Regions from separate parts of the Homo sapiens genome. Here region 1 is linked to region 2. Evidence: chromatin loops called from intact Hi-C (ENCODE). Cell type or tissue: PC-3. All regions are shown on one strand. Links, peaks and the distances in the headings refer to the core of each region. The heading gives the core; the rest is flanking DNA.

The links. Hi-C counts contacts between places; a loop is a spot of excess contacts. Peaks named below come from ENCODE experiments on the same cell type or tissue, not always from the same donor. Only the 100,000 strongest peaks of a DNase experiment are listed, where the experiment ranks them.
Region 1: a loop joins it to region 2, with 4 times the contacts of the local background. A loop is called at or near these places in 5 of 110 quality-filtered maps.

What each region holds. Positions count from the first base shown.
Region 1 is chr20:8,925,357-8,940,750 of GRCh38, reverse strand. No RefSeq gene overlaps it. Among named protein-coding and RNA genes, the nearest start is that of RNU105B, 100 kb to the right of the region's middle. RefSeq lists enhancers at 3,059-3,561, 3,562-4,066. In PC-3, for the core only: no CTCF peak of the experiment used is centred there; a DNase peak (open chromatin) is centred at 7,740; H3K27ac peaks cover 2,521 bases.
Region 2 is chr20:9,041,793-9,057,186 of GRCh38, reverse strand. No RefSeq gene overlaps it. Among named protein-coding and RNA genes, the nearest start is that of PLCB4, 20 kb to the left of the region's middle. RefSeq lists an enhancer at 4,989-6,188. In PC-3, for the core only: no CTCF peak of the experiment used is centred there; a DNase peak (open chromatin) is centred at 5,496; H3K4me3 peaks cover 934 bases; H3K27ac peaks cover 2,254 bases.

The DNA of each region.
Region 1 (15,394 bases), core at 4,502-12,501, 120 kb after region 2:
GCAACAGAAGCAATGCTGTATGATTTCTAAGGCAAAGTCAGTTCCCCTGGGTTCTCAGGGAACACTCGCTATGGGGAAGTTAGAGGTTAACCATATAAGAAAACTGACTGCCCTGACATCAACATGCTGGGGAATTACATGTAGATGCCCCAGTCATCAGCCCTAGCTAAGTCCACTGACAGCCTGCACCTCCTGCTAGGCACTTGAGTGAGCCATCTTGCGTGTCCAGTCCTTCAGATGACTGCAGTCCAGCCAACATCTGATTGCAACTGCATGAGAGATTCCAAGAGACAACTGCTCAGCTGGGCTGTTTCTGAATTCCTAACCCACAAGACCAAGAACAAGATAAAATAATAAAAGCTGCTAAGTTTTGGTGTAATCTGTTATGTAGCAATAATATCAGCAATAATAACAAGAAATACAGTCACAATAGCAAGTGAATATTACTCTAACCATTTGAGGGTGATGGTGGAGATGCTGGTGGTGGTGGTGAAACAACACAGCTTAGCAATGTTAGATGGATACATATTGGTTAGGACTTATTTGTGTCATTAGGACAGAATCAAAAAGAGAAGCATAATGGAAGCAATGAGTTGAGAGAAGCATAATGGAAGCAATGAGGGACAAATCTTTGTTGCGCTTCATTCCCATTGAGGTGATGGAGGTAACTTTTTAAGGGCTATACTGACTCTTAAGCACATAATAGCCATGACTGCTTAACACTGTCAAGCAAGGTCTGGTTTTATGTCCATAGATTATCTATGGAGTGTTACATAAAATCTATAAGAGGCCATTGATTTGGACTGAGCTCCTACATTAGGCTCCAACAGACCAAACCGAAATGGAGTCAGTCATGTTCAAGTTCTCCATTACCATTACTCTATTACTTAGATAATAAAACTAAGTGTTATTATCTGACTTTCCAAGAAATCAGGAGAGGGATGGCTAGTAGCCAAACTCCCCAAAAGGCCAGTTTTAGCCAGCATGATAAGGAAGTCCCCTCGACTTTAACTCTTTCAAAAAGAGTAATGTGAAGTAACCTGATGCTAACTAATCTGCTTTTTGTTCCCTGTTTCTGCTTTCTTCAGCCCCTTTTTGCCTATAAAGCCAACTCCTGCTCAGGTCATCAGAGAGCCTTTTCTAACTCTTTAGATGAGATGCCCCCCAAGGCATGAAAAAGCCAATTAGATCTTTAAGTTTGTTGAAATTTGGCTTTTGCCAAGAGCACAGGCCACACCTGAATCTTAGCCACCACTTTAAAACATGTATGTTTCCTTATAATCAAAAATTGAAAGACGTGGGGGAAAAGGGGGAAACAGAATCCAATCATAAATACATCTTTCCAAATCTCACATTTGTAAAACTCTTTTAACCTGATTTACCCTGATATGGTTTGGATCTGTGTCTTTGACCAAATCTCATGTCGAACCGTAATCCCCAATACTGGTGATGGGGCTTTGTGGGAGGTAATGGGATCATGGAGGTAATCTTCATGAACCTTCATGAATGGTTTAGCACCATCCTCCTGGTGCTGCTCTCATGACAGTGAGTGACTGCTCAAGAGATCTGGTTGTTTAGAGGTGTGTAGCACCTTCCCCCACACCCCTTCCTCCTGCTCCAGCCATGTGAAGTACTGGCTCCCCCTTCGTCTTCCACCATGATTGTAAGTTCTCCGAGGCCTCCCCAGAAACTGAGCAGATACTGCCATGCTTCCTGTACAGCCTGTGGGACCATGAGCCAGTTAAGCCTCTTTTCTTTTAAATTACCCAGACTCAGGTATTTTTTTATAGCAGTGTTAGAGCTGACTAATACAGACTCTAATTGGCAATGTATGACAAAATGCAAAAATAAATTTTTTCAAAAGTATATGAGGTAGTGATTCATTACCTGGGATCATTAAACTTTGAGGTATCTCTCCAGGGGTCCTTAAGATTTTTTATTGGCTTTTAAGTAAACATTTTATTTAAGTATAACATATTTAGAAAAGTGCAGTAGGAGGTAGTGTACAGCTTAATAAATTTTTTACAGGCTGAACACACTTGGGGAACTAGAGACCAAGTCTGAAATCAGAACATGACGAGTTCTCCACAAGTTCCCTTATACCTTCCTCTAGTAAGTACTCCACCTAATCATCATTCTGGCTTCTAACACAATAGATTAATTTGGTCTGCTTTTGAGCTTTATATAATGAGACTCACACATTGTATACTCTCTTGTCTGCCTTCTTGTGCCCCATATTGTGTTTGTGAAATTCATACATGTGGTCAGGTATAATTGAAGATTGTTCATTCTCATTGCAGTATAGTATTCCCTTGTGCCAGTATACTGCGATTTAGTTAGCCATTCTTCTACTGGTGTTCTCAATAGATTTATAATATTTCATACAGCTTAATGGAAAATGTGAAGCTCTAATTGGAATCAATTCTGTTGAAAACCTTGAGTATCGAATGTGGTAACTTTGGTTTGGAATAAGCAGTCACTATGATCTTATTGTTGGACACTCACTATGGAGAACCTCTGATTGGCAACCCCAGTCTTTGATGATATTTTTTTTAATGGCCTCAAAATGCAGAGTTGGCACTGAAGTCCTTTTGGCCTCAGTGTCTGTAAGGATTCAGCTCTTAAAATGTCAGTGGTTCCCTCTGAGGGTAAGTTTATGGCAAGGAAAACACTGAGCTGAAGAAAACATTGGGCTTAGAGGTTTAGTGGAATGATCAAATCAAATTTCTGAATTACAGTCTGCAGTTTTTGTGGGCTTGTGAAGGATAAGCACATGCTAGCTTCAGAAGACATGCCACGAGGCAGCTCTCTTTATGTGAAAATATCAGGTGACACTACTCTTATTAGGAAACAGAACCCATGCAATTCACACCCGCTTAAAATAAAAAGCAAGTTATTAACACTTCCCAACAGCCATGATGACTGCAGTAAACAAAGGCAGTCTCCTGGCATCAATAAGAAATTGTGGCAGGAGCAGGCTGTGACATTGGGCTACAACTTAGACCCCATCTGAGTAGTTTACCTCCCTTTTGTTGAAAAACTGGGATCTTTGTGTTAAACCTGAAGATTCTCTCCACGTGATTCTTTACCTAGAGTCCTTAATACACACCTTTATGCCGCGCTATATCAGGAAGAATTCTATCCCAGTGACCTCTAATTAACCAGACATCAACTCTGTACATTGTCCCAGGACGAGTCAATTCTTTCAGGAGTTAGTTTCTTAAAACCTAGACCTTATTTTTTGCTTGGGTAATTTTGTGATTCGTGGAGGCAATTTTGTATTAATCAGGGTAACATAACTGCTGTTACAGAAAAGCCTCTATGCCTCGCTCGTTACTACCACTCCCTTCCCTGCGCCCATTCCCTGCTGGGCCAGAGAGGCCACGCCACTGCCTGGTAAAAAGAGTTGGGAGAAGAAAAGCCGAGAAGCGGGTCCTAAGGACGAGCTCGCAGTGCTCCTGAGGAAAGCGGCGCCAAGATGGCTGCCTCAAGGGGGAGATGGAGGCCGAGTCACTCCGCTCGCCCCTGGAGGCCGGATGCTGTTTTCTAATGTGATCGTCCTGCCCTCGGCCCTGACTGTCATGGTGGCTGTCACCACTTCCGGCCTGCTGCCTACACAGATTGCGCTGTCTGAGGGAGAGGGATCCTGGCAGTCCCAGGACCTGCCTTCTTGGAAACAGCAGGGTTGGAGCACAGGAGCACCTTGTAGATGGGCTTGTGAGGGAGCAGATTCCACTGCAGAAACCCCTGTAGAGGAGCAGGACGCAGGGGACATGCTGTGGCCCAGACAGTGGTGGTGGAGCAGATGGAGCCTGCATCTGCCCAATTTGGCCAAAAAGTCCCCATACTCTCTGTGAAAAAGATTTCCAGAAGCTGTGTCAATAACAAAGCAAAAAAAAAAAGAAAAGAAAAACACAAAATCATAAACACTAAAGATCATTCTTGAGTCTGATTTGAAAACTGGGGTCAAATTCTGCAGAGGGATGCAAGGGACAAGATAGCCAGATCTGTAGGTCCTCTCCGTCACACCAGGGAAAATGCTCCATTCACCATTCCTCAGGTCCGGCTCCAGTTTGAGTTCTGTCTATATCGGAGGGGTTTTAAAGCTAGAGGTCACAAGGTTAAGAGATCAAGGCCATCCTGGCCAAAATAGTGAAACCCAGTCTCTACTAAAAATACGAAAATTAGCTGGGCATAGTGGTGCGTGCCTGTAGTCCCAGCTACTCGGGAGGCTGAGGCAGGAGAATGGCTTGAACCCGGGAGGCTGAGGCTGCATTGAGCTGAGGTCACACCACTGCACTCCAGCCTGGGCAACAAGAGCAAAAATCCATCTCAGAAAAAAAAAAAAAAATAGAGAGAGGTCAAGAGGGGAAAGTGTCATGTCATAAGTCAGAGTAGAGTCAACAAGAAAATAAGACAGTGACTGACGCCCTACTGTATACTGGACATTGGTTAGCTACCGGGGATGCGGAGATGAAGAAAACATAGTCCCTTCTTCAAGAAGCTCAATCTAGCAAGGTAGATAGACTCTTTACAGGCAGGACCAGGCTTCCCTGCAGCAGAAGAAGACTTGAAATCAGGGTCATGAGCCTCAGCAGGGACGGGTCAGCATGCTGCCCTGAGAGGATCATGTGTGGACCCCGGGCTGTGGCATGCTTCTGCTTTGACCCTCTAGCTGCGCTGTAGGACCCGGTGGGGCCTGGAGTGGCCTGAGGTAGGGGCTGCAGTGAGCTTTTTCCACTCCCCCAAGGCACTGCATAAGTAATGTCACTTTATATTAACACAAAATCAGGGACACAGTTTTTTCAAACACAGGGTGCTTCCCCTCCCCACAGTCCAGCCCGACAGATGGTCTATCCTGATTGGTGGGCCCTTGTTTCTGTTGGAGAGGAGACAGTCCTCAGGGTTCCAAGTGGTCAGTTGTGGCCCACAGGCCACTGGCAAGTGGAGGCAGAGCTGCAGAGCCCTCAAGAGCCATGGAGAGCCTGTTGCCCGCTAGGAGATGCATACTCAGCTGCTGATGGCCCACCTGTGGATGGCAGAACTAGTGATGTGCAGAATCCTGGGACTAGTGCCAGTGAGTGTTGGAGGGAGGTGACTGACCTCCTTGGCCCACACCCCACTGAGAATCCCGCATCTGCTCAGGGGCAGTAGAGACCATGTGGACCATCAGGACTTGGTAGTGAAGGGAAATAGGGAAGCAAGACATCGTGGTCACCCAGCGTCTTGGGCACAAGTCCCTCTGAAGAGTGTGGATGATGACAGTGACTTAGGTGCGTTCTTTAAATGTCCTGAGGGGGAGATTGGAGAAGCAGACATGCAACTGTGGGAAGAAAACCAAAGGGATAAAGTACTCATAGCATAAATCCAAAGTTGGCTCAGCCAGCAGGCCTCTCTGTAGGGTGCAAGTGGACAGCTGAAAAGGGACCTCCGGAAGCTACAGCTGGCGACTCCCACTTTGCCTGGACTGCACCAAGAACACACGATGGGGTCTCAGCAGGAAGTCTACTGCTTGGACCTCAGTAAAGTGTACTAAAACTTGAACTGTGTCTTACATACCTGTGATCACTACAAGAAGATGGCCCAAGACCTGGCCGAGGAATAGAAGTAAGACACTTCCAGTTCTCAGAGAGAAATCCTCTTCTATGAGAAAACGGCCCAGGAAGGCTGGGCGGCCACCTTATCTACTGAGAGACCACTCCAGGTACTCTGGAAAGAAAGTAAATGCAACAGGCAGAAGCTGGCTGACTGAGAGGCCAAGTTCCAGCCTTTCCCAAGGGGCCCTTTGGCTCCTAGGGCTCCACCTATAGCCCACAGGGGCCTGGAAATACCAGGGGGACTGTGGCCTACTAGGGACCCAAGGAGGGAGGCTGGTCATGATGTGTGAGCTTGGGTCCACAGCACCTGCTGATTTGATTCTGTTTTCCCTGTAGCCAGGTCCTAAACACCCAGAGACTCACCAGAACATCAGCTGGTGCTGCTCACTTTAAAATACTTTTGATTGATCTCTTGTCAGTTTAGCTACTGTTCATTAGTTGTTGCTGAAATTGCTTTCACTGAAGTTTGATAGATCGTGTTAGGATTGCAAGGTACTATTTTTCAAATAAAGATTGTTTAATATAAAAAAATGCCTCCAAATATCAGTGATTTAACATGAGACATTTATCTCTTGCTTATGTCGCAATGTGATGTTGGCATTCCTGATCAAAAGGTGGGCATTCCAGGAAACATTCAGAAGCTCAATTTCCTTCCATTTTGTGTTTCTGCCTCCTCAGAGCCTCAGGGGCCTATGTAATTTAGACGACGATGAGGAAAGAGATAATACAGAAGAGACCTCAAACTGGAAAAGACATGTATCATGTCTACTCACAGTCTGCTCATAGAAACTAATCACAAGGTCTTGCCTAGATGCAAAGGGTTCTGGGAAATGTCATCTCTTGCTGGGCAGCTGCTTTCTAGCTAAACACTGTATCAAGGAACACAAAGCACACATTTTGGTGGAGAACTAGCTGTCTCTTCTACAGAAAGTGTTGGACATTACATTTTACCTTATTTTAAAAGAAACAACAACACGACATTTGTTTAATTTTAATTAAAATGTGTGAATCTAAGGCTACAAAATTGTGTTACAAAAATATAATTTCATTTCCTATAACTCAAAATAATTTGCATTTTGAAGCATCATCCCTTCAGTACAGCAAGAAAATTTAACTGGGGTCTCTAAAGTGTTTCCTTCCCAGAATTTATGTCAGAATTCTGGAATGAATTTCTGAAATGTCGGGGATCGGGGCAGGAATCTTTTGATGGATTATTGTTGACATGGGTCCTCATGAGATGTCCACTAGAGAAGAAGTCGTGCTCTTTAGTTCTAGTGATTTTGTTATGCTATTCTCAGGGCATGGGAATTTTTCTGTGTCTTCTCACAAACCAGTCCCCTAGAATGGAGGCACTGAGGTAGAAAGATGTTGTTTCCCTTTGCTCTGAGATCCCAGATGTTTTTCAAGCACTACTCTCCAATCCTAATCCCAAAGGGAGGAGTGTAGCAATAAATCTTAGGAAGGGAAATCCTTCTTTCAAGTTTCTGGCTGCTAAGTTTGGACATGGTTTGTTTTTCCCCACCAAATCTCATGTTGAAATTCGATCCCCAGTGTCACAGTGTTGGCAAGTGGGCTGTAATGGGAGGTGTTTGGATCATGATGGTGGAATCCTCATGAATAGATTAACACCCTTTCTAAGCAGTTAATGAGTTCTCACTCTATTAGTTCCCAAAAGAGAGCTGGTTGTTAAAAAGAGCCTGTCCCCTCCTCCCTCCTGCTCTCTATTGCTTCCTCTCTCACCTTGTGACCTCTGCACATATCTGCTCTCCTTCACCTTCTGCCAGGAGTGGAAGCAGCCTTAGGCCCTCATCAGATATACATGCCCAGTTTCGAATCTTCCAGCTATCAGAATTGTGAGCCAAACAAACCTTTGTATAAAGATAAAAATTTATCTTTATAAATTACCCACCCTCAGGTATTTCTTAATAGCAATGCAAAATGACCAAGACACTGACCAAAATGTTTTGTCTATACCCCAAATGCTCCCTTTTTTTCTGAAGTTTAAGCTGTACTTCAAACATGCAAGTCAAACATGCAAGATAGATTTCCCCATCGAGATCTTTTTACTTTTAATTAGTAATGGTTCACCAGCACTTGGAAGAGTACTGGGCACATAGTCATCACTCAATAATATTTATAGGATGAATGTCCTTCAAGGCAGATGACATAATCCTCATTTTACAGAAATGAATACTGGGACTCAGAAAGGCTAAGAAAATTGCAAAATGTTCCAAATCTAGTAAATGGGAAGGCCAGGAATTTAACCCAGGAAGTCAGTCTGCAATCATATTTATTTTAAAAACCCTTTGCTTTCTTCCAACTCATCTGTAATGCATTAGAGAAAATCCTGGACTTGGATATAAAAACTCCCTGTCTTACTGTATTTGTGATTTTGGGCAAATCACTTAATCTCATTATATGGTTCAGTTTCCTCATCTGCAAAGTGCAAATAATGACACATTTCTCACAGATGATTGGGAGGTTTAGATAGTGATAAATTGACCACTGGGAAGATAGGTAGTTATGTCAGTCATCCGTGGTCACCATACACAACAGTGAAGCAGACAACCATGCAACCACAGTGACATAAAACTGTCAATTGATAGCTCACACAACTGGGGTCAGTTAGGGTCCAGCTAGGGTCCAGCTAGGCAGTTCTGCTGATCTTGGCTGGACTCATTCATGTATCTGGGGTTAGGCTGGCTGTCAGCTGCACTAGGCTGGCCTTCACTTGGATGACTGGGTGATTCATCTCTTCCATTTATTTCTCATCCTCCAGCAGGTTACCCCAAGAATGTTGTCATGGTGATAGCAGAGGCACAATAGAGCAGATGAAAACACATAAATTCTCTGAAGTCAAGGCTTAGAAGTAGTACACCATCACTTCCACTGCATCCTGTTGACCGAAGCAGGTCACATAGTCTAGCCTATTTAAAGACTGGGGGAATTGACTGTTTCTCTTCAGTAGGATGACTTGCAAAGTCAGAGGGCAAGGGGCATGGATATAGAGAGGGAAAATAATTGGGCCATTAATGGGATCAATCTTTGACAGTAATTAATACAGTTTAGTTCAATCTAATGTGTATTGGGGCATATTAAAACTTGGAATCCACTTAATGATTCCTCTGGAAGCTATTTCATAACCTTGTTTTAGCTTCTTTCCCTTCTGTTTCATTAGATGAATCCCTAGCTACTCTCTGGAAAAGAGAAGGGTGGATGGAACCCCCTCAGGGGATATAGGCCTGTTTTCTAACTGGAGATTTTCCCTAACTGTGCATATGTCTACAATTAGTAGATTACCAATGTGTATGTCACTCTCCCTTTTTTCTGAAAAAAGGAAAATCGCTCTCTTGTTTCCAAGTAAGGTTTAAGCATTTCTCTATTTGGGGTTGTAGGTAAAAATCCATCAGCACAGAGATCTGGGACACCTACCAAGCTCCTCCTTGTACTGCACAAGGGCAAGGACTCCAGGTATACTGGGCACAACGTGGATGTTTTATTGACCTTGCGCATCACCTAACCGTTCTCCACTGTGCTAGCTTTGAAGACAAAGGGAGTTAGGTGAGCTCCACAGTCTCCTGGTATGGGAGAGACAGAGAGAAACTCTGGGTTTGATATGTTCTTTTAAATAACATGGGCGTACATCATTTTATTGTGCCTTGCAGATATGGCATTCTTTACATATTGATGGTTTATGGCAACCCTGTGTCAACTAAGTCTATCAGCAACATTTTTCCAACAACATGTGCTCACTTTGTGTCTCTGGGTAACATTCTGGTTATTCTCACAATGCTTACAATTTTTTCATTACTATACATATTATGGTGATCTCTGATCAGTGATCTTTGAGGTTACTATTGTAATTCTTTTGGAGGTACCACAAACTGCACCCACATAAAATGGCAAACTTAATTGATAAATGTTGGGTGTGGTTGGACTGCTCCAAAAACTAGCTGTTCCCCATCTCTCTACCTCTCCTTGAGCCTCCCTATTCCCTGACACGAAACATTATTAAAATTAGGCCGATTAACAACCATACAATACCCCCTAAGCGTTCAAGTGAAAAGAAGAGTTGCACATCTCTTACTTGAAATCAAAATCTAGAAATGATTAAACTTAATGAAGAAGGCATGTTGAAAGCCAAGACAGGCCAAGAGTTAAGCCTCTTGTGCCAAACAATTAGCCAAGTTTTCAAAGGAAAAGTTCTTCAGGGAAATTAAAGTGCTTCTCCAGTGAACACATGAATAAGAAAGCAAAACAGCCTCTGGCAATATGGAGAAAGTTTGAGTGGGCTGGATAGAAGATCCAACTAGCCAAAACGTTCCCTCAGGCCAGAGCCTAATTCAGAGTGAGGCTGTGACTCTCTTCAATTCTAGGAAAGCTAAGAGATGTGAGTAAGCTGCAGAAAAAAAGTTAGAAGTTAGGAGAGGTTGGTTCCTGAGGTTTAAGGAAAGAAGCCATCTCCATAACATAAAAGGCCAAGGTGGAGCAGCAAGTGCTGATGGAGAAGCTGCAACAAGTCATCCAGAAGATCTAGTTAAGATCATTAATGAACATGGCCATAATATCAGCATTAACAGGAATTTGGAAGATGATTCCAACTCTTATGGATGACTTTGATGTGTTCAGGATTTCACTGGAGGAAGTCACTGCAGATATGGTGAAAATAGCAAACAGCAACAACGAAAACCTAGAATTAGAAGTGGAGATTAAAGATGTGACTGAATTGCTGCTGTTTCATGATAAAACTTGAGTGGATGAGCAATTGTCTTTTTCTGGATGAGCAGAGAAAGAAAGTAGTTTATTGAGATGAAATTTACTCCTGGTGAAAAGGCTGTGAACATTGTTAAAATGAAGACAAAAAATTAGAATATTAAATAAACTTAGTTGATAAAGGCAGGGCCGAGGGAATTCACTCCAATTTCAAAAGAAGTTACATTGTGGGTAAAATACTATCAAAGAGCATTGCATGCTAAAGAGAAATTTTTTGTGAGAACAAGTGTCAACTGATGTGGCAAACTTCACCGTTGTTTTATTTTAAGTAAGTGCCACAGCAACCCCAACTTACAGCAGCCACCACCCTGATACCTGGCTCAACAAAGCTGTTTGGACCAAAGGAATAAGGCATGTCCCATCCACGTGCAATTGTCCAGAAAATGTAATGAGGATAAATCTTCATCAAATAAGCTCTATATTTGGGTTCCCTATGTACCTGTTACTATCAAAAATCTATAAACAGTCAATGTGGATGAGAGCTAATTGCTGCTTGTCAAATAAAGTTATAAAACCACACACACAAAAAAAGAGAAAGCAAATAAATACCTGACCCCTTTTTGAGCCTGCCACCTCAAGGACCACAGTTGAATTTTGCTTTCCTGATCTGTATCTGGCCATTCCAAGCTATGTGGATGATAGGTAGTGTTGCTGTAGGACCCCTTAAACTCAAGTCCCCACAGGCACAAAGGCTTATCTCTGCTCACTCTGAGGCTGTTACTGATCTTATTTCACAATAACGAAAGGAGACCTATTTATTAGGAACTCATCTCCTGCCTGCAGTCTCAGGGAGTCAAACCCTCTTTTCATCCAGCCACCTGGCTCGGTATTTTGGAAGAGGCTAGATGAGGGTACCCTCTCTGATTCTAACTGAGCCACACAGCCAGGCTTTGATTATCCTAAGAACACATTTCTTCCAGTTCGGCAAGTTCAGAAATACCTAGGTAATTAATTTTTCTTAGAATCTGCATCATAAAAATCTCTGCTGAAATGAAAGCTGGCAGTAACGATTTCAAGGTAAGTGAAGTCCCAATCTTAAAACTGGTTCTGTTCACTGAAATATTTATCCAGTTCTTCAGATATGCTAGATGGGAAGATACATGCCTGCCTTCAAGGAGATCACAGTCTGGAAGGTGAAGTAGATAACTAGATCAATACCAAGAGTAACTGGGGCAGGTGCAAGAGAATGTTACATATAACTTTTTTAGTTGTCTTTGAACGATGGAGAGGTGGAGATAAATGCCATGTGGAAACTAAAGAGCTGCCAGATATTTCTCAGATGATTTGCATCTCCAACTGTCTCCCCATTACTCCCCTACTGCCAGCCTATATAAAAAGAATTAGCAGGGCCTGGCATGGTGGCTCACGCCTGTAATCTCAGCACTTTGGGAGGCCGAGGTGGGTGGATCACTTGAGGTCAGGAGTTCAAGACCAGCCTGGCCAACGTGGTGAAACCTTGTCACTACTAAAAATACAAAAATTAGCTGGGCATGATGGCACACGTCTGTAATCCCAGCTACTCAGGAGGCTGAGGCAGGAGAATTGCTTGAACTTAGGAGACAGAGGTTGCAGTGAGCCGAGATCGCACTGCTGCACTCCAGCCTGGTGGATAAGAGTGAAACTCCATCTCAAAAAAAAAAAAAAAAAAAAAAAAAAGAATTAGCAGATTTTGTTGGAGACTTTGGGGTTGAGTTTCAGGTGGAAACTTACTCCGTCCTATAGGATATGGGAAGGGAAGGTGCTCCCTTCCTCCAGTCAAGGGAAAAGGGCACCATAAGTCTGGTTACTTGGAAGAAAGAGGGACTTGCTTTCTTTGCCTCACTGCTCTGTGCATTTGTTGCCCTATCTCTGGATTTTTTGATCAGATTAAAGTGATTGGTGAGAGATGATAGAGGGAAGGGAGCAGCTCCACCTCCACTTTCTGAATAGGGGAAGTTCTTGAGTTTCCAGATGAGTCAAATGGACAATAGGGTCCTGATCCTGAGCCGTCTTTTCAGTACCCCAGCCAGTAGAGAGTCAGAGGGGACAACATGAGCTGTGGATTACACCTTGAGGGTAGAAGATAAAGAGATGGAGAAGAGTCTGATGAGGTCCCTGTAGAGTAGAGAACTTCTTCTTGCCAGGGAACTATGCCCTTGGAAACATCTTCACAGGCTTCCACCAGAAAGTCAGCCTGTGGGCACCCTGCACATGAGAGCAGTATCGCAGCAGCACCAGCAAGATGCCCTTCTCTGCATATCTGGATTATGGACCATATTCTCAGTCATTCTTAATTTTTTATTTTTAACAGATGGGGTCTTGTTATGTTGCCCAGGGTAGTCTCTAACTCCTGGGTTCAAGTGATCCTCCAGCCTTAGCCTCCAGGCACACCCTACTGTACCCACCTCCTTATTTTCTCAGTCATTTTAAATGAACTGTAAATTTCTATGTCTTGCCCAAAGTTGTGGTTGGAAGCACTGTCTATTCTACAAATACCCAGACAATACAGGGGTTCAGTTCCTGGGAGGAGTTTGCCTGAAGAAGCAAATCTGGTATCAGATCCTAAAACTGACATGTTTTCTTTTTATCTTAATGCCAGTAACCTCAGAACCATACCCTTGCCCAATGGGGACAATTAGCTCATCTCTCTCATCCAGAAACATCATCCTTTGCTCCCTTAAGTGACCCTTACCCTTCTAATTGTGCTGTTTGACAGTTGGTTTAATTTTGCAGACTGCCTCATGCCTCCTTGTTAGTGTTGACTCCAATTTTAGTCTTGCATGTGTGTTCCCCAATGTGAGATGTGAGGAGTGACACATTGACATCGTGGGCCTTCAATCTGGATCAAAGGGTATCTGTTGTCCAAATACACAAATGACCACAGCTGAAAGCAGAAATGTAAATCTGACTCTAATCAGTGAATTTGCTAAGCTAGCATAGTTCCTATTTTTAAGAATTAGCTACAGTTTACTTTTACATATATTTTTGCTCTCTGAGCTCTCTGTAGTTAGAAAAAGCCCTAATTTCTAACTACAGAGATTGGCCCAGATTCAAGAGGAGAGGACATAGGACCCATCATTTGACAGGAGGAGTCCCTTCAAGTTTGAGGCCACGTTTTAAAATTACCACGATTATTATCTGGAGGAGAGACTTTTCAAGTGATGTGCAGTCTTGCAAAATTTATTTGTGATGCTTGTTTTTAGCTTTAACCAGAAAACATTACCTCCTGAAGCCAGTTAGGGAATCTTAGGAAGATTTTATTTCTGTGATTTTTGTAATGAAAGATGATTGGCCAGGCATGGTTGTTCATACTTCTAATTCCAGCACTTTGGGAAGCTGAGTCAGGAGGATCACTTAAGCCCAGGAGTTTGAAACCACCCTAGGCAACATAGGGAGAATCTATCTCTACAAAAAATTTTAAAAATCAGTGGGACTTGGTGGCACATGCCTGTGGTTCCAGTTACTCAGAAGGCTGAGGTGGGAGGATTGCTTGAGCCCAAGAGGTGGAGGCTGCAGTGAGCCATGACCACACCACTGTACTTTGGCGAGGTGTCCAAGGTGGCTCTTGTGGCTGACATAGGATACTGGTTGTCAGCCGGGAGCTCACCTAGGCCCTTGATGGAGGCACCTTCATATGGCATTTCCAACATAGTGGCCTCAGGGTAGTTGGATTTCTTACATCATAACTGGCTTCCCCAGAACGAGCATCACAAGAGAACTAGCAGAAGCCACATAGCCTTTTCTGACCTAGCCTTGGAAGTTACCTGGTGTCACTTCTGCTGCTTTCTGTTGACTACAAGCAAGTCACCAGGGTTGGTCCAGACTCAAATTAAGGGCGCATAGAACCCATCTTTTGACAGGCAGAGCCCCCAGAATTTGAGGACATGTTTTAAAATTACCATGATTATTATCTGGAAGAGAGATTTTTTCAAGTGGTATCTGGTCTTGCAAAATATATGGGACTATTTAGGGAAACTACTTGAGATAAGGCTGAAGCCATCCTTACATATGCCTGGGATCTGAATCTATACCAACAAAGCCTTCTACACTCCCTCTTCACCTACACTTTCTATTAGGCTAATTGAGGCAGTGGTTTCTCTACTTATTCCATTTAATATTGGGTTTTTAAATAGCAATTTGGGACAAAAACCTAGGCTGTCACAACTAGTACCAGTGTTAATAGTTGCAGCATACTGATAAAAAGGAAAATTCTGCCCTCCTAAAACAAGTTTCCTTGTTTGGATTTAGTAATATAAAACCAAATATTAACATATAGTCATGTGTTGCTTAATGATGGGGATAAAATTCTGAGAAAAGTGCTATTAGGTGATTTTGTCATTGTGCAAATATCCTAGAGTGCACTTACAGAAGCCTAGATAGTGTAGCCTATTACACACCTAGGCTATACAGTATAGCCTGCTGCTCCTAGGCTACAAACATGTGTAGCATGTTACTGTACTGAATACTGTAGGCAGTTGGAACACAATGCAAAGTATTTGAGTATCTACATATATATAAACATAGAAGAGGTACAGTAAAATGTGGTATTATAATCTTATGGGACCACCATCACTTCAGTGGTCCATTCTTGACCTAAAAGTCATGATGAGGCACACAACTGTATTAACTATTTGTCCTACTATAGAATTATTAGCAGAGAATATAAGGTAATTTATAACATCAGATATCACACATGTATCATATTACAGCAACCACCCCTGAAGTATAGTCACTGATTATTCAGTCTATTTCTACCTGCAACCTTTCTCAGCTTCTTAGGCGTACACCTTGCTGCCATCTGGCTCCCTCCACTCTGGAAGGACTTTCACTGAGAAACAACATATTTTACAACACAATTTTGAAGATCCTGGTTTCTCCCTACAAAAATCTTTAAGAAAACCTTTTGCAACTACATAACCTTTTGAACTAGCTGGGAGTATAAATATTACTATATCATGTTTGTTACAGCCCCGCTGAGCAAGATGCCTCCTGAGGCTTCTCTCCTCCCCAAATTGTCCAGAATTTCAGTGCATATGGGTCACTAG
Region 2 (15,394 bases), core at 2,349-10,348:
GCCTTAGATTGCCTTGTTGGTCTTCCATATGTCACTTCTCTCTAATCTTTCTTAACTCTTCATTCTTTTACATTATATTTTGCTCACTTTTCTTAATCCTATCTTCCATGTCTGCTACTGTGTTATTCGGCACAGATTTTTTTTCTTTCTACTTCTCACTGGAGTCTCTATTTTTGTGATTTATTTTTCTCTCCCATTTTTCCCTTGCCTGTGCTAACTAATCTCCTGGTTATATCTTACTTCATCTTCTCTGAAGTTTCCTGGTGAAACAGATTTGCATTTATCTTTCCAGCCCACAAAAAGGCAGCTTCAGGGCTATTCCCAAAGCAAGGTCTCTTTCCTCCACTCTGCTGCATTGAGAGACAGCTCCCTACAAATAATCATATCTGCGTAAGTCTTCATCAGCCCTGACTCTTTGGTAGAAAATTTTGTCTAGGGAAGCTCTCACTACCAGCTGATAGTCTTCCTTTCTGTTGTTTAAAACAATCATGTGTAAATTACATTTCAAAATTTTTACAATATCCCTAAAAATAGGCTGTGTGCTTTGGAAAATTCTACTCTGTTGTCTTAGTCTTAGATCTACTTCAATGGGGTGTCTTGTTTCAGCATCTTCCTATATTCCTAGTTGATCATCATTGAATGTTGCACCCCTAACTTACATATTTGTTAAGGGTCAGGAAGTTGTGTTTTTTTCTCATTTTCTTTTGTTTTAGTGTGCTTTGCAAGAGGGAAAGGAAATATTTCTTTACTAGGAAATTTTAAAATCAGAAAAGCATAGCAATAATTTCCATATTCTAGCTCATTTGTCTTCTAATTTCCAAGGTCTAGTATGATAGGTACTTAATTAAATTGCTAAAAGGAAAACAAAGAAGGAAAGTGTATTAGTTTTCTATTGTTGCTCTAACAAATTACTTACAAACTTAGTGGCTCAAAGCAACACACATTCGTTATCTCAGTTCTGTCGGTTAGAAGATCAAACTGAGTCTCACTGGGTAAAATAGGGGTGCCAGCACAGCTGTGTTCCTTTCCAGACTCTCTAGAGAAGAATCTGCTCCCTTGCATTTTCCAGCCACTAGAACCACCCGTACTCCTTGGCTCATGGCTCCCTTCCTCCGTCTTCAATGCAGCAATGCTGGTGGCGGGTCAAACACTTCCCACATGCCCTCACTCTGACCTTCTTTTCTTGTTCCCTTTCTACTTTTAAGTAAATATATGATTATATCCAATCCACCTACATAATCCAGGATAATCTCCAATATCTCAAAATCCTTAATTTAATCATGTCTGCAAAGTCTATGTTGCCGTGTAAGGAAACCTATTTATAGGTTCTGAGGATTAGGACACGGACATCTTGGCGGAAGAGAGCATTGTTCTATTACAGAGGAAGGAAGGAATTAAAGGAAAAAGTAAGTTAGTGGTTCTTACGCAGATTTAATTCTATGACACAACAGCAGGGTTCTATTTGGCATTAATAGAGGCTGTAAAGTTTCAAAGTACTCAAATACTTGGCCTATCCTGAGATAAGTAAAAATCTTACAGAGTGGGATTGAAAATCATATTTTGTCTCATATAAATATACCTCGATTAATCCTGTTTTTAGGAAGAAATTATATCATTTAATATATATTATTCGAAAAGTCTGTTAAAGCATTTCCTAGATGTACTGGTTACCAACACAGTAAATAGTACAAGACGGGCCCGCAGACCCTCTGGTCTGTGGCCTGTTAGGAAGCGGGCCGCCCAGCAGAAGTTTAAGACGGTATAGCCAGTGATCATTACCTCCTGAATTCCACCTCCTGTCAGATCAGCTGTGGAATTAGATTCTCACAGGAGTGTGAACCCTGTTGTGAACTGTGCATGCAAGGGATCTAGGTTGCATGCTCCTTATAAGAATCTAACTAATGCCTGATGAGCTGAGATGGAACAGTTTCATCCCAAAGCTATCCCCACCCCGACCACCCTCCATGAAAAATTTCATCCAGGAAACTGGTCCCTGGTGCTAAAAAGGTTGGGGACGGCTGGTATAGGAGATCAAATATAAATATAAAATTAAGTGTAAATATAAAGCAGTATATACAGTTTAAATATAGGTATAAAATATAAATAAAATATATAATAGATACATAGACACAGAGATATTAAAAAAAGATAAATACTAAATCTAGAGAATAAATGAAGAAATGTTTCAAATTTATCATGATTAAAAGAGACACTTCTGAAATTACCTTTTGAAATCTGAATTTATTCTTTCAAATGAGATGAAATATAGGGAAAGCTTTTGATAACAGAAAGACTGTACAAAAAATATTAAGTTAACACAAATGACATTCAAGAATTATGCAAATGAAAACATCTAGGATCTAGTTGTAAAATGTACTTGGAGAGGTGAACTGCTAATTACAGCTTGGATTAAATCTCTGACACCTTGAAGAAATAAATAAATTCATTATTTTTTAAAAAAGAGAATGAAAAATAGTTCTGAGAATTTCCATGTAGACTACTGAAAATCTCAAGGCAAATCATTTATTTGAAACTGCCTACAACATGTGGGGAATGTTTGATTTGGTTTTGTTTTAATCCCATTTGAAACATCAATAGCTTCTGTGATGCCTCTTTAAAGTGGCCCTATTGCTCCCAGCCGCAAAATGCAGATCTAGAACCCTGGAAACGGCATCTGGACAGATAGCATCTATTGCCCACTGTTCCTCACTACTTTTTAATACTGCACTGATGTTTTGCCAAGGAAGCATGACTCTGGTTTCATCTGGCTAATGGCTTTGCGTGCATTTTTCTTTTGCCTATTTCAGTGTCATCTCCATGAAGGCACCACAGTACTTTTTCAGTGAGCCAGGCCCAACAGATTATGGACATTAAGGCTGGGCTGACTCAGCCTTTGGGCTAAATTTAGAAAAATAAAAATAAATAGAAGCAGAAATGAGTTAAGTGGAATTAAATGTAGGTACAGATGAGGAACTGACTAGTGCAATGGAGTTTTCCAGGTTCAGTTTTGGTGAATCTAGGAAAGGATCGTCGAGGTGGCTTCTTTCACTCCAGTTTCTCCATAATTGTGTTAATATCAGGAAGAAGATTGTCAGTCTACTACTGATTCCAATGTTAATCTCATCCAGAAATACCCTCACAGACATACCCAGAATAATGTTTGGCCAAATGTCTGGACACCCCATGGCCCAGTCAAATAGCCACATCAAATTAACAATCACAAGTGCTTAGTACAGTATCTGGCACCTACAAAAATTCAATGAATGCTAGCTCAGGACTCTTTCAGACTACTTCTAGAGCTTATTAATCTCTTTCTTTCTCTGAACTTCTACAGTGGTTTAGTGGTAGTACTATAAAGGAATGACTTTATATAGCACTTACATTATTGTAATGCATTTTATTGATTGTTTATGTACATTATGTTTTCCCAAAGAGACTAGGGAGGTAAAAAGAGAATCACTGGCATCTTCAGCTGCTGAATAGTAAGGAGAACCATGGCTTTTCCCTTCCTCTTCATGAGAGAAAGGAGAGGGGTTCTTCTCCCACACCACACCAAAGAGAGATGCTCTGAATAAACTATTTCTAAAGATTTTGTTTTGCCCCTTAGAAAGGAAGATGGGCATCTCATGGGGCATGTAGTTGGGCAGCATCTGGTCTACAAAACCTATTGGCCCACTTTGTGCTAGCTATTACAGCTAACTGGAGCTTGAATGAGGGAGCAGGGGAAGGAAGTTCTTGGGAGAGCTTGAGATGTAGCTGCAGAGTTACTGAAAGTAACTCTGTCTTATGTCTCAGGACATAAAGTATAATGCCTGCTTCTCACGTGGAGATCATTATCAATGACAGGAACTTGTGGTGGGTTGGGGAGAGGAGCCAGGCAGGAAGGGACTGTGGTGTTGCATGCTGGTAAGAAGATGTGGGCAATCTTCACCGTATCTCAGTGCTCTGAGACTCTTAGAGGGCATACAAAAGGGCTTCAGCAATTTCCACGCATGAAGAAGCACAAAGGATAGAAAAGGAAGCAAACCCAGTAGCTACTTCAGGCTATATGATGCCCAACCCAGAAATGGGGCTGAGGACAAAGGGAGACTTGGCTGCTGCTCTCCACAAGGTCCTCGGTGGGGCAGAGGCAAAACTATGCTGGACATCACCCCAAGAAACAATGCATCACCATCCTAAGGGAAATCACCTTGAAATAGGCCATCAGCTGCATACCCAGCCAGAGGAAGACTGGGGCATGTTCCTCCACCAACAGACAGTCATTTCTATTTCCATTTCTCCTATTTCCTCACTATTTATATAAAACAAAGGATTACAACCTGGAAGGAGAGGAAAGAAACGTTCCCATAAAAGACAACGAATTTCCAGGCTAGGAGCAGTGGCTCACGCCTGTAATCCCAACACTTTGGGAGGCCGAGGCGGGTGGATTACGAGGTCAGGAGATCAAGACCATCCTGGCTAACATGGTGAAACCCCGTCTCTACTAAAACTACAAAAAATTAGCCGGGCGAGGTCGCGGGCACCTGTAGTCCCAGCTACTCGGGAGGCTGAGGCAGGAGAATGGCATGAACCCGGGAGGCGGAGCTTGCAGTGAGCCGAGATCGCGCCACTGCCCTCCAGCCTGGGCGACAGAGCGAGACTCTATTTCAAAAAAAAAAAAAAAAAAAAAAAAGACAATGAATTTCCTTTCTTACATGGGAGAAGAATTAATAATGCTGCCCACACTGCTTCTCTCCCTGAAATTTCCAAGTTTCCAAGTCAGGAGGTAAGAAGATCTCTAAAAGGTCTAAATTAAAACTAATTTAAACTGGAGATTTAAAGTGGACCAATCTGAGTGCAGTGGAGCGTGTGATCAAAGCTTACTGCCTGCTCGACCTGCCGGGCTTAGGTGTGCCTCCTGCCTCAGCCTCTCAAGTAATGGGGACTACAGATATGTGCTACCACACCTGGCTATTTTTTTTTTGTCAGTAGAGATGGGGTCTCATTATATCCCCCAAGCTGGTCTTAAACTCCTGGGCTCAAGGGATCCTCCTGCATCAGCCTCCCAAAGCACTGGGATTACAGTCATGCGTCATAACACCCAGTCTGATTTTTTTTTAGGTAACAAAGTATAGAAAGATATCACTAGTTACCACCAATATTGAGTTCTTTCTTTCTGAGCACATACAAAAAAAAAAAAAAAAAAAAAACCTTACATTTCTCATCCTTCTTGGAGTTAGGCAGAGCTGTGTTTTATTTGTGAATCAATGGACTGTGAGCAAAAGCGACAAGTGATATTTTCATCTGAGAAAGTAAAAATCCTGCAGGGTTTTCTTTTCCTGCTGTGGCCCCCTGAAAATATACATATTAGATTAAACTGAGTCATGAGATGTAAGCAGGCTGGATCTCTGAGTCACCTCTTGGAAGGGAGGTGTCCTGGAGTTCTGCTGGGCCCATAGCAGATTTTCTATGAGTCATAAACCTTTGTGAAATCACTGGGATTCCTAGCTAATTTATAATGACAGGATAGTTTAAGCTATTCTGACTCATGTAGGAATTGAAACTGGAAGTAGAGGGCTGTCATAACACAAACCTAAAATGTTTGGTGGAGACTTGTCAGTTAGGTGGTGAACAACTGGCTAATGTGTATCCGAGTCTGGAAAAACAGTGACGCATATATTACAGGAGCAAAATATTTCTTAAAACAGTTGTCAATGGAACCTTGGGACATGTATTAGATTTTGATTATTACTCCAATGAATTACTACAAATTTAGGCTGAAAGCAACACAAACTTATTATCTTAAAGATCTGTAGTGCAGGAGTCCTATGTGAGTCTCACCAGGCTGAAATCAAGGTGTCAGCAGGCCGCATTTCTTTCTTCAGGCTCCAAGGGAGAATCTGGGTTTTTGCAGTCGGGTTGTTGGCAGAATCAGTTCCTTGCAGTTGTAGCATTGAGATTTACATTTCCTTGCTGACTGTAAACTGAGGGCTGTTCCAGCCTCTAGAGGCTATCTCACATTCCTTGACTTGTTATCCCCTTCCTCCACCACCAAAGCCAGCAAGGGCAGATACAGGCATACCTTGTTTTACTTGTTTCACTTTATTGCACTTTGCAGATATTGCTTTTTTTTTTAATAAATTGAAAATTTATGACAACCCTGCATCAAGCACATCTGTTGGCTCCACTTTTGCAATAGTGTGTTCTCGCTCTGTGTCTCGTTGTCACATTTTAGCAATTCTCACAATATTTCAAACTCTTTCATTATTATCAGGATGATCTGTGATCAGTGATCTGTGATGTTACTATTGTAATTGTTTTGAGGTGCCACAAACTGCGCCAATATAAAGTGATGAATGTTGTGTGTGTTCTGACTGCTTTACCAACTGCCCATTCCCCATCTATCTTCCTTCCCTCTGGCCCCCCTATTCCCTGAGACAACAATATTGAGATTGGACCAATTACTAATCTAACAATGGCCTCTAAGTGTTCAAGGTGAAGGGAAGGGTCACATGTCTGTCACATTTGATATAAAACTAGAAATGATGAAGCTGAGTGAGGTAGGCATGTCAAAAGCAGAGATAGGCTGAAAGTGAGGCCTCTTGCACCAAACAGTTAGCTAAGTTGTGAATGCAAAGGAAAAATTTTTGAAAGAAATTAAAAGTGCTATTCCAGCGAACACACAAATGTTAAGAAACCAAAACAGCCTTATTGCTGATAGGGAGAAAGTTTGTGTGGTCTGGACAGAAGATCAAACCAGCCCAAATATTCCCCTTAAGCCAAAACCTAACCCAGAGCAAGGCCCTAATTCTCTTCATCCTATGACAGAGAGGTGAAGAAGCTGCAAAATTTGAAGTTAATGCAGCAGGTGACATTAAGTTGAAGCCAATGTTTATTTACCATTTCAAAAATCCTAGGGCTAGGCCAGGCGTGGTGGCTCACTGCTGTAATCCCGGCACTTTGGGAAGCCGAAGTGGGTGGATCATCTGCGGTCAGGAGTTCGAGACTAGCCTGGCCAACATGGCAAAACCCCATCTCTACTAAAAATACAAAAATTAGCTGGGTGTGCCTGTAGTCTCAGCTACTCAGGAGGCTGAGGCAGAAGAATTGCTTGAACATGGAAGGCAGAGGTTGCAGTGAGCCGAAATCACACCACTGCACTCCAGCCTGGGTGACAGAGCAAGACTCTGTCTCAGAACAAAACAAAACAAAATACTAGGGCTTTTAAGAATTATGGACCAGGTGCAGTGGCTCATGCCTGTAATCCCATCACTCTGGGAGGTCGAGGCAGGCAGATCATGAGGTCAGGAGATTGAGACCATCCTGGCCAACATGGTGAAACCCCATCTCTACTAAAAATACAAAAAATTAGCCGGGTGTGGTGGCGGGTGCCTGTAGTCCCCAGCTACTCGGGAGGCTGAGGCATAAGAATGGCATTAACCTGGGAGGCGGAGCTTGCAGTGAGCCAAGATCACACCACTGCACTCCAGCCTGGGCAACAGAGCGAGACTCCATCTCAAAAAAAAAAAAAAGAATTATGTTAAATCTCTCCCTGTGCTCTGTAAATGAAACAACAAAGCCTAGACAAACAGCACATCTGTTCACAGCATGGTGTACTGAATATTTTGAGCCCACTGTTGAGACCCACTGTTTAGAAAAAAAGATTCCTCTCAAAATATTGCTACTCATTGACAGTGCACCTGGTCACCCAAGAGCTCTGATGGGGATGTACAAAGAGATTAATATTGTTTTCATGCCTGTTAATGCAACATCTAATCTGCAGCCCAGGGATCAAGGAGTCATTTCAACTTTCATGTCTTATTATTTAAGAAATACATTTTGTAAGGCTACAGCTGCCATAATTAGTGATTCCTCTGATGAATATGGGTAAAGTAAATTGAAAACCTTTTGAAAAGGATTTGCCATTCTAGATGCCATTAAGAACATCTGTGATTCATGGGAAGAGGTAAAAATATCAACATTCACAGGAGTTTGGAAGAAGTTCATTCCGACCTTTATGAATGACTGAGGGTTTAAGACTTCATTGGAAGAAGTCCCTGCAGATCTGATGGAAACAGCAAGAAAGCTGGAATTAGAAGTGGTTCCCAAAGATATGACTGAATTGCTGCAATCTCATGATGAAACTTGAACAGATAAGCAGTTGCTTCTTACGGATGAGCACAAAAAGTATTTCCTTGAGATGAAATCTACTGCAGATGAAGATGCTGTGAACATTGTTGGAATGACAACAAAGGATTTAGAATATTCCATAAAGTCAGTTGATAAAGCAGTGGCAGGGTTGAGAGGATTGACTGCAGTTTTTTTTTTTTAATTTAATTTTAAGTTCTGGGATACATATGCAGGATATGCAGGATTTGCATATCCTACGGCTTTTAAGGGCTTTTAAGAATTATGGACCAGGCACGGTGGCTCACACATGTAATCCCATCACTCTGGGAGGTCGAGGCCGGCAGATCACGAGGTCAAGAGATTGAGACCATCCTGGCCAACACAGTGAAACCCCGTCTCTACTAAAAATACGAAAAATTAGCTGGATGTGGTGGCGGGTGCCTGTAGTCCCAGCTACTCGGGAGGCTGAGGCAGGAGAATGGCTTTAACCTGGGAAGTGGAGCTTGCAGTGAGCCAAGATCACACCACTGCACTCCAGCCTGGGCAACAGAGCGAGACTCCATCTCAAAAAAAAAAAAAAGAATTATGTTAAATCTCTCCCTGTGCTCTGTAAGTGAAACAACAAAGCCTAGACAACAGCACATCTGTTCACACGGGCTGCACGGGATACACGTGCAGGATTTGCTACGTAGGTAAATGTGTGCAGTAATAGTTTGCTGCACTATCAACCTATCCATTAACTGTGTATCCTGATGCTCTCCCTCCCACTGGCCCCTTGACAGGCCCCAGTGCATGTTGTTTCTCTCCCTGTGTCAATGTGTTTTCATTGTTCAGCTCCTACTTATAAGTGGAAACATGTGGTGTTTGGTTTTCTGCTTCTGTGTTAGTTTGCTGAGAATTATGGCTTCCAGCTCCATCCATGCCTCTGCAAAGGACACGACCTCATTCCTTTTTATGGCTGCATAGTATTCCATGGTGTATATGTACCACATTTTCTTTATCCAATCTATCATTGATGGGCATTTGGGTTGATTCCATGTCTTTGCTATTGTGGAATGGTGCTGCAGTGAACATATGTGTGCATGTGTCTATAATAGAATGATTTATGTTCCTTTGGGTATACACTCAGTAATGAGATTTCAGGGTCAAATGATATATCTTGTTCTAGATACTTGAAGAATTGCCATACTGTCTTCCACAATGGTTGAACTAATTTACATTCCCACCAACAGTGTAAAAGCATTCCTATTTCTCCACAGCCTCACCAGCATCTGTTGTTCCTTGACTTTTTAATAATTGCCATTCTGACTGATGATTATGAAAATCTCATTGTGGTTTTGATTTGCATTTCTCTAATGATCAGTGATGTTGAGCTTTTTTCATATGTTTGTTGGCCACATAAATGTCTTCTTTTGAGAAGTGTCTGTTCATGTCCTTTGCCCACTTTTTAATGGGGTTGTTTGTTTTTTTCTTGTAAATTTGTTTAAGTTCCTTGTAGATGCTGGATATTAGACCTTTGGATTGACTCCAATTCTTACAGGAAGTTCTACTGTGGGTAAAATGCTAACAAGTAGCGTTGCCTCCTCACATAAAACATTTGTGAGGGAAGAATCAATCAATGAGGCAGATTTCATTGTTGTATTTTGTTTTAAAATTGCCACAGCCACCACAGCCTTCCTTCAGCAACTACCAACCTGATCAATCAGCAGCCATCCACATTGAGGCAAGACTCTCCACCAGCAAAAAGATTATGGGTCTCAGAAGATTCCAATAATCATTAGTATTTTTACCAATAAAGTATTTTTAATTAAAGTATGTACATTTTTTCAGACATAATTCTTTTGTGAACTTAATAGACTACAGTGTTGTGTACAAATTTTATATGCACTGAGAAATTTAAAAATTTGCGTGACTCAATTTATTGTGATATTTGTTTTATTGTGGTGGTCTAGAGCAGGGGTCCCCAACCCCAGGAGCCACCAACTGATATCTTAGGAACTGTTAGGAACCAGGCTGCACAGCAGGCGGTGAGCTGCAGGCAAAGGAGCATTACTGCCTGAGCTCCACCTCTTGTCAGATCAGCCGTGGCATTAGATTCTCACAGGAGTGCGAACCCTATTGTGAGCTACTCATGGGAGGGATCTAGGTTGTGCACTCCTTATGAGAATCTAATGTCTGATGATCTGTCACTGTCTCCCATTACCCCCCAGATGGGACTGTCTAGTTGTAGGAAAACAAGTTCAGGGCTCCCACTGATTCTATATTAAGGTGAGTTGCATAATTATTTCATTATATATTACAGTGTAATAATAATAGAAATAAAGTACAAAATAAATGTTATGTGCTTGAATCATCCCAAAACCATCCCAGCTCTTCCACTGCCTGGGTCTGAGGAAAAACTGTCTTCCACGAAACCGGTCTCTGGTGCCAAAAAAGTTGGGGACTGCCGGTCTAGAGTCAAATCCACAATATCTTTGAGGCGTGCCTGTGTATTCTTTTTATGTTGTTTTCTCTGACTTACCCTTTCTGTGTGGAATCCCTCTGACTTTTACGCCTCTGCTCTTAAATAACTCATGCCATTAGATTGGGACCACCTAGATAATTTCCCTATTTTAAGGTTAGCTGATCAGCCACCTTAATCTGTCCACAGCCTTAATTCCCCCCCTCCCCGCCCTGCCACCTTTTTTTTTTTTTTTTTTTTTTTGAGTCGGAGTCTCGCTCTGTTGCCCAAGCTGGAGTGCAGTAGTGCAATCTTGGCTCACTGCAACATCCGCCTCCCAGGTTGAAGTGATTCTCCTGCCTCAGCCTCCCAAGCAGCTGGGACTACAGGTGTGCACCACCATGCCCAGCTAATTTTCTTTTGTATTTTTAGTAGAGGCAGGGGTCTTGCCATGTTGGCCAGGATGGTCTCGAACTCCTGACCTCAGACTATCCACCCGCCCCTTCCTCCAAAACTGCTGGGATTACAGGTGTGAGCCACCGTGCCTGGCCTTAATTCCCTTTTGCCATGTAAAATAACATATTCACAGGTTCCAGGGATTAGGATGGGAATATCTTTCACAGCCATTTTCTGTATAACACAGGAGTCGTATGAGCCTAATAAACTGGTAGCTCTTGGAGAAGAGGATGAAAACTTCAGGAGTTGATTGCAGTTGGCTGCATTTGGCGCAGGTGCTACAAGAAAGCAATGAGCTCAAGAAACAATTGCCAACTTGCAAGTAAAAATGAGAGGAAACGGAGATTCTAGAAATTCAGGACCTCGTAATTTTGGTAAAGCCCTCTGCTTCCAGTTCCTAAAGAAAGAGATGGAATTAAAAAAAATAAAAGATTGATGTAACAAAATAGCAGGATAAACTTTCAGTTGATTAAAAGACATCAAGGCAAACAGACTAAGGGTATGTTTTTTGTTTTTTTTTCAGATGAAGTTTCACTCTGTCACCCAGGCTGGAGTGCAGTGGCGCGATGATCTTGGCTCACTGCAACCTCCACCTCCAGGGTTGAAGCAACTCTCATGTCTCAGTCTCCTGAGTAGGTAAGATTACAGATGCATGCTACCTCACCCAGCTAATTTTTGTATTTTTAGTAGAGACAAGGTTTCACCATGTTGTGCAGGATGGTCTTGAATTCCTGACCTCAGGTGATCCACCCACCTCGGCCTCCCAAAGTGCTGGGATTACAGGCGTGAGCCACCACACCCGGCCTAGAGGTATGGTTTTGAGTAAAACTTTTCAGTGCCTAGGGGTATGGTTTTGAGTAAAACTGTTCAGTTGGATAAAATGACTCAAGGCAAAGATAAGAGTAAGTGGGTAGCCTTCTTACTGAACCCCCATACCCATAAGGTAAGCCCCATTAAGTTGAAAATGAGACATGGCATCTGAGTCAGTGAAGCAAATAGGGCTTCAGAATAATAACCAAGACCTTGATTTTGGTCATTGGTCACATGGAACGGATTGCAGGCAATTAGGTCATAAGCCTGCTAGGTTTGGGGGAAGAATTGCTAAGATCAGATAAACCTGTGACTATTTCAGGTATAAAGCAACCTGAGGAGAGTCTTTTCCCAAATGTCAATTTCAAATGTGGCTGAAAAGGATGATGGAATAGGAAGAAGCTTCAGAGGTCAGAGTTCACAGATCCCATGGACAGGTTGCTGATCAAGAAATGTTTCCCACCCAGGGAATGGCCAGGACTAGGGCAAGTGAGGCATTTGCCCGAGACACAAAATTTACAGAGCTGCCAAAACACTCAGTAATCAAAATGACTAATGCTTTAATGCAATATAGCAGTCCCCCCTACAAGACCTCCAATGAATACCTGAAACTGCAGATAGTACTGAACCCTATATATGCTATGATTTTATTCTAGACATACATACTTATGAAAAAGTTTAATTTATAAATTAGGCACAGATTGTTGTTAAGAAATTAACAACAACAATAATAAAATAGAACAACTGTAAAAATATACTGCCATAGATGTTATGTGAATGTGGTCTCTTCCTGTCCCTCTGTCTCTTTCTCTCTCCAAAATAATGTAATATTTTCAAACTGTGGTTGACCAAGGGTAACTGAAACCGAGGAAAGTGAAATTGCTGATAAAAGGGGACTGCTGTAATTAAAAAATAAAAATGAATGCAGAGAAACCCATGATAAATGAAATGAAATTTAAATAAACAGAATTTATTTATTTATTTATTTTTTTTTTTGAGACGGACTCTCACTCTGTCACCCAGGCTGGAGCGCAGTGGTAAGATCTCAGCTCACTGTAACCTCCGCCTCCTGGGTTTAAGCGATTCTCCTACCTCAGCCTCCTGAGCAGCTGGAATTACAGGTGCCCACCACCACGCCTGACTAATTTTTGTATTTTTAGTAGAAGCGGGGTTTCGCCATGTTGGCCAGGCTGGTCTCGAACTCCGGACCTCAGGTGATCTGCCCGCCTTGGCCTCCCAAAGTGCTGGAATTACAGGTGTGAGCCACTGCACCTGGCCAGACAGCATTTATTCTTGAAAAAAAGAAACAAGTTTGAGCAAGGTGATGACCAGTGGGGCCCAAACTAATACTTCATGTTGATACAATTGAGAAGCAAATGGAAAAAGACTAACTTTTCCAGTTTCTTATTGCTTTTCATTTTACAGATAATGATTACTTAAGATTCACTAATTAGCTCTTAACCCCACACCTACCGTCATCATCAAATTTCAATGCATAGGTGTAACTCACTTAGTGATATATTCCTGACATTTTATGAAATTTGAATTTCTTTTTTACTGTCAAATCATATCTTTTCTTTAGAGCTGTTTTATCTTCTGCCTTATTCATCTTCAAGTGGCAGCGTCTTTTAAGCTACTAAATTTCTCTGTTCCCAGGTTGATCTGCTAAGGAGTTAAGGATCTAAATACACATTTAATTGTGAGAGGAATTAAAAGCTCAGGACCTCAATTCACTATGCCAACAGGAAAAAATTAAACGGAAAGCTGAGTCATGCAAGAACCTGCCTTTCCTTTTGTTCTTAAGCAGTTAGCTACAGGTAAAATATCTCCATAGGTAGCGACTCTGTTCACCTTATCTTACGTAAAGTGCCCATTCACTGAGCACAAGGCAAATGCATAATTGATGATACCTCCACCGGCTGCTTTTCTCTTGAAATATGTGGATGATGCTACCTTCCCTCTTTCCCTTCCAGCCCACTTTTCCCTTTTATATATTGAAGCCCTCAAAGTCATCTTTGGAAAAAGGCACGGACCCTAGACAGTTTCTGGGTTTCCCTGATTTGTTGTTGTTGTTGTTGTCGTTTGTTTTTCTCTCAGACATTGTCCTTAACCTTGGCAAAATAAACTTCTAAATTGATTGAGACCTATCGGAGATAATTCTTGGGTTACAAAATATACTAACATAGTTTATTTAAATTTTTTAAAAATATTTATTTCAATAGTTTTGGGAGGTAAAGGTGGTTTTTGGTTATGTGGATAAGTTCTTCATTGGTAATTTCTGAGATTTTAGTACACCTGTTACCCAAGCAGTGTACACTGTACCCAGGATGTAGTCTTTTATCCCTCACCCCACTCCCAGCCTTTCCCCCACCCTGAGTCTCCAAAGTCCATTGCATCATTCTTATGCCTTTGTATCCTCCTAGCTTAGCCCTCACTGATAAGTGAGAACATACCATATTTGGTTTTCCATTCCTGAGTTACTTCATTTAGAATAATGGCCTCCAGATTCCATCCAAGTTGCTGCAAAAGACATTATTTTGTTCCTTTTTATGAGTAGTATTGAGTAGTATTCCATGGTGTGTATGTACCAAATTTTCTTTATCCACTCCTTGGTTGATGGGCACTTAGGTTGGTTCCATATCTTTGCAATTGCAAATCGTGCTGCTATAAATACGTATGTACGTGTGTTTTTTCCATATAATGACTTCTTTTCCTTTGAGTAGATACCCAGTAGTGGGATTGCTGGATGGAATGGTAGTTCAGCTTTTAGATCTTTAAGGAATCTCCACACTGTTTTCCATAGTGGTTGTACCGCTATGGAAACCTAAATTGCATTCCCACCAGCAGCGTAAAAGTGTAGGGGAGCTCATTTTTAATCATGATGTCATAGAATCACTGATCATTAATTTATTATTATCATTCGGTTTTCATTTTGTATACCCACAAGCTTCTTAAGAACTTCCTTGTTCTTAGAAGCCTAGGAATAGTAAAATTGTTAACGGTTCCTGCACATTTGGGCAGCTGGCCATTCAACCTTCCAAAGTGACTCCTTTTAAAAAGTTATTCCTCTGAATACAAGAAGAAAACAGCCGAAGGAGAGGTCTGATTTATCCCAAATACACTTTTCTGACAGTTTGTAGCTTTTGAAGATCTATAATCCACCTAGGAGGCCTCAATGGGAAAAAAATGTTATGGTCTCAAAAAAGGTCAGGAACAGCTAATTTACAGAAGAAATAAGAGAAAAATGTCCAGCTTCACTTATGGTAATTAATAAATATAAAAATCTAAAACAATATAATATCTTTCAATGACTGAATTAGCAAAGGCCTCCTTAAATGACCACACTTACAGCAGATGAAACAAACACTGTAGCCTGGCTAAGGGAAGTGTAAATATTCCTGGAAATTATTTGTAATACTTATATACTCTGTCACTATAAATTCACTTAGAGTAGACTCTTCAAAATATATAATTCATTTCAGGGACAATTACTTATATACTGAAATATTCATTTCAGTGAAAGATGAATTCTGAAAAATAAATTGAAATGAACCTAAATGTCCAACTATAGGCGCATGG